Regions from separate parts of the Homo sapiens genome. Here region 2 is linked to region 1. A link is an interaction called in ENCODE POLR2A ChIA-PET data of the cell type or tissue named here. Cell type or tissue: A673. All regions are shown on one strand.

Region 1 (2,500 bases):
GCCAAACATCTTAGCATGCACAGGACGGTCTGCACAGCAAAGAGCTGTCCATCAAAATGATCAGTGCTCAGGCTGAGAAACCGTGGCTTGTTAGACCTGCAGGAGATAGATGTCTGGACTGCCTTCAGCATGTCTTATCCATGATTTTTTTTCTTTATTCTTTTCATTCTCTTGTCCTTGTGGGTGACGGAGTGATAGTGATTCTATATTTCTTCCCAGCAATGAAGCAGTCAGCATGCTAGTGAGAGCATGCTACTAATTGAAAGCATTTTATTAAGTTTGCTTTTCCCCAAGATAGATTGAAACAGCCACTAAAACTCTTAAGCTTTACGTTCACAGAGGTTTTCTGCTTTATGAATCAGAAGCATAGAATTTTAATGTCATTTTGGCATTTTTCAATAATTTTACTACCATATAGCAATCTTATGTGCTTAGTTCTGTTTTTTTAAAGCAGCCATTTCACATAAGTTAAGGAATAAAAGAAACAACTGATCATTATAAATTTTCTGTAAAGCAAAAATAATGGAAGGTTTTATGTGGTTGTTTTTTTTTTGTTTTTGTTTTTGTTTTGAGACGGAGTGTCACTCTGTCACCCAGGCTGGAGTGCAATGGTGTGGCCTCGGCTTACTGCAACCTCTGCCTCCTGGGTTCAAGCGATTCTCCCACCTCAGCCTCTTGAGTAGCTGGGACTACAGGCACGTGCCACCATACCCGGCTAATTATTGTATTTTTAGTAGAGATGGGGTTTCACTACGTTGGCCAGGCTGGTCTCGAACTCCTGACCTCGTGAGCCACCCACCTCAGCCTCCCAGAGTGCTGGGATTACAGGCATGAGCCACTGCGCCCACCTTGTGTGTTTTTTTAAAAAAACTTTTTAGTAAATATACCAACCATTATGGTAGGGATATTTGTTTTCTCCGTTGCTGCTATATGCCCAATACCTGGATTAGTGCCTGTTATTGTAGGTAATTCATAAACATGTGATGAATAAATTAATAATTTTTTAAAGCATTTGAAAATATATCAGAGACCCACATTTACTATTGCTGTTTTTCAAACTGCGTGCTTTTTTCAGAAGCATTACAGAAGATTTTAATGGGAAAAAAGTTACTTATTTTATGACGCAGAAAGGAGGAATGAATTTTTTTTTTTTAAGGAATTCATACTTTGGAGCTTCAGTAACTTCCTAATAATGTCAGCTCTAGTTTTCTTTGTTGTTTTTGAGGTCGCTTGCTCACTTTCCTCACATTGAAAGCACTAATGTGTGTTGGATCAGAAGCTGCTGTTGCTGATGTCCTCAGATGTTTGCAGGACCTGCGGAGCTGTGTTAAGGCCCTTCTGATGACTCGGCAGCATGCAAATAGCAGGTTTCATTTTAGCTGGTTTTGAGCCCGTGTGGCTGCGGCCATATGTAATATGCCAGAGACTTTTCTATTTTGGCAAGTAAACAATTCTCACTGCAAACTTTCTGAAGTGTGATATCGTCTATTGATGTAGCACCACGAATCAAATAAGCATGCTATACTCAAATGTGCAAATGAGGAGCCGCTGAGAGGATAATACTTAGCTACTCAAAATGCAGGAAGTACTGCTGAGTCACTCCCATCAGGATTCTGGTGTGAAAGAGATTTCCCAGCTTTTTACTGACAACACTTTAGAAAAGTGAAAGAAGCTAAAACTTTAGAGTAACATATGGAAATTTTATGGTAGACTGGAAAATAGTATGTTTGCTGTATATGTGGGTTTTAAATTCATGTTTCCTTATCCAATGCCAATAATTTGTACAAATAGAAATATAAGAATCTAGCCAATTTTTTTTTTCCAGGAATACACTTTTTTAAAAGTGCATGTTTCCTATCCAAGTAGATTAAATATCCTCTGACTACACTTCCAGGTATTCTAGTAATCATGGATTGTACTTGATCTACATTTGAAGTCCAGCCTTGCTACTGGGCTTTTGCGTATGCTGAGTCTCTAAACCTTTAAGTATTTTGTCTGTGTGGTAGACAGATTTTTTTTTTCTTGGAGATTCCAAGAATATCTATTCGAGAATGAGAAATAGTATTTGAGTGCTTAATAAATAGTGACATTGGCCACGACTTTAAAAGTAAGCGAGGATGTAAGTTTAAGAGGAGGAGAATATTGGTTATAGAATCAAATATAGGTATAGATTGATTTGATTGATTTCGTTGAAGGCCAAGTCGCTGAGAATTACAAAACAACACCTGTCCACTCTGATGAACTTCTTCATTTTGTTGAAACCCATGGCAGGACTCGGGCCTTGATGGAATGCCTGGCTCCCCTCCGCCTTCACAGCCCGACCCCGAACACTTGGACAAGCCCAAGCTCAAGGCCGGGGGTTCTGTAGAAAGTCTTCGCAGTTCTCTCAGTGGGCAGAGCTCCATGAGTAAGTCGAGTTTGTCATTGTAGATTATTTTCTTTGGAGTTAATATCTGACATATACTGAGCACTAGGTTCAGGCAATTTCAAGGTGAATAAG
Region 2 (2,500 bases), 300 kb before region 1:
AAGCATTGGGCCAAGACTGGCAGACACAAAGCAGGGAAAATTCAAGTGCAAGAAACATTACATTTCAAGCTAGTACAGACTGGTTTGAAAACTGTAAGAGGATTCATCCTCTAACCTCTAAACATACAATTTTTGATGTGCCTGCAAAAATTATATCATGAATAATTGAAGTCGATTGTGAAGAGTTACCTACTCCAGCAGGGTTTTTGATATGGACTATTTCAATTTATTTTAGAATTTATATAGATATGTATGATATCTTTTTTCAGATATGTAACCCCTGGAGGTGTTGAGATTTAATAGTATTTTTAATAGCACTGAATATTTTACTTATCCGTTATTTCTAATACTTATTAAGCACCCTCACCCTTAAATTCTAAGAGACAAAACTGTCAAAGAAATCACAATTCCTCCTTTTAAGTATCTTATGGTCTAGAATAAATGCTGAGACACCCATGTGAGCAATTATAATTCAAGGTTGTGTGGGATGTCTCAAGAGTAGTACAAACAAAATATTGTGGCAAATTCAATAGAAGATAGACATTCTGAGAAGATCAGAGAATAGCCCATGAAAGAAGTGGTATTGGACCTGAGCTTGTCAAATGGATTTGGGGAGGTGGATAAGACTCCCCAGAGGTTCCAGCCACAGGATTAGGTCATGGTACAGTTAGCTGGAGCCATTACCAAGGTGTTCTTCAAGTGAGCGTTTTATGCTCCACCAGCATGTGACTTTAGCTCTTTTTCTCCATAAAAACATTGTTCTACAGTTTAATGTTTTTATGGAGAAAGACAGCATGCTTATTTAAATTGGTTTGTAGTACAAAGCAGGTAGAAATAGAGACTACACTTAATGACAGAGAAAAAAATCCAAGAAAATCTTGGCTGGGCGCAGTGGCTCATGCCTGTAATCCCAGCACCTTTGGAGGCCGAGGCGGGCAGATCACTTGACGTCAAGAGTTCAAGACCAGCCTGGGCAATGTGGTGAAACCCCATCTCTACTAAATAATGCAAAAACTTGGGCAACATGGTGCATACCTGTCACCCCAGCTACTGGGGAGGCTAAGGCAGGAGAACCACTTGAACCTGGGAGGCAGATGTTGCAGTGAGCCAAGATCGCACTACTGCACTCCAGCCTGGGCAAAACAGCAAGACTCCATCTCAAAAAAAAAAAAAAAAAAAAAAAACACTTAACTGGCTAAAATGACTGATGGGTTCTAACATGATAAAAATTTTAAAATAAATGTAAACTCTTAACTTTGATTTTTTTCAAGAAATTTCTGCCCAAGTACAGGATAGAATTGCCCTGGCTTAACAACAACTCACATAAAAGACTTGGGGAGGGTTAGTGGACTACATGTGACATGTCTACCCTAATGCTGATGCAAACTGTATTCATTTAGCCTAAAATGTATCATTCAACAAACATTTTTAAATTAACATTCGGGCAAAAAGTACTATACAAGGAAGTGGAGGTGTAACAATTGATAAAAATGATCCCAGTCCTAAGAGACATATAGCTTATATAGCTTATGATAGAGGTGAACAAACAAATACTAAACGTATAACACCAGAGTTATACCTCAACAAAGCTGTTTAAAAAAAAAGTGACGTCCAAATTTAGCAAACAGCTTTATTGAGATATAACTTGTATGCCTTATAATTTATTCATTGAAAGTATACAATTCCATGACTTCTCATATATTCACAAAGTTGTGCGACCAACACCATAATATAACGTCAGAGCACTTTTTTTTTTTTTTTTTTTTGAGACAGAGTCTTGCTCTGTCGCCTAGGCTGGAATGCAATGGTGCGATCTTGGCTTACTGCCTCCAGGTTCAAGCGATTCTCCTGTCTCAGTCTCCTGGATAGCTCGGATTACAGGTGCATGCCACTACACCCAGCTAATTTTTGTATTTTTAGCAGAGACGGGGTTTCGCCATGTTAGCCAGGCTGGTCTTGAACTCCTGATCTCAGGTAATCCACCCGCCTCGGCCTCCCAAAGTGCTGGGATTACAGGCATGAGCCACCACGCCTGGCCAGCACTTTTATCATCTATAAAAAAGACACAGTAACCATCAGTAGTCATTTCCTGTTCACCCCTAACCCAGCCCCTAAGCAACCACTAATCTACTTCCCATCTCTATAGATCTGCCTATTCTGAATATTTTATATAAATGAAATTACACGATATGTGGTCTTTTGTGACTGGATTCTTTCACGCACCACAATTCTTTGAGGCTCATCCATTTTCTATCCTGTGTCAGTGTTTCATTCATTTTTATTGCTGAATAATACCTCATTGTATGGATAGACCACACTTAATACGAACATTTGAATATTGATCAATATAAGAGATTTTTGTTTCTTTTTCTTTTCTTTTTTTTTTCAGAAATTGAGTTTCACTATATAGCCCAGGCTAGTCTCCAACTCCTGGGCTCAGATGAGCCTCCTGCCTCAGCCTCCCAAGTATTTGGGACTAGAGGTGGGTGCCACTGCTCCT

The links. Peaks named below come from ENCODE experiments on the same cell type or tissue, not always from the same donor. Only the 100,000 strongest peaks of a DNase experiment are listed, where the experiment ranks them.
Region 2: POLR2A ChIA-PET joins it to region 1 with 11 read pairs; 2 of 35 experiments call an interaction of 5 or more read pairs at or near these places.

What each region holds. Positions count from the first base shown.
Region 1 is chr6:148,529,255-148,531,754 of GRCh38, forward strand. SASH1 (SAM and SH3 domain containing 1) reads left to right here. Exons shown (of 20, transcript NM_015278.5): 13 at 2,272-2,407. Among named protein-coding and RNA genes, the nearest start is that of SASH1, 190 kb to the left of the region's middle. In A673, no CTCF peak of the experiment used is centred here; a DNase peak (open chromatin) is centred at 1,487; H3K27ac peaks cover 1,974 bases.
Region 2 is chr6:148,227,974-148,230,473 of GRCh38, forward strand. It overlaps a transcript of SASH1 not described here. Among named protein-coding and RNA genes, the nearest start is that of SASH1, 110 kb to the right of the region's middle. In A673, no CTCF peak of the experiment used is centred here; no DNase peak of the experiment used is centred here.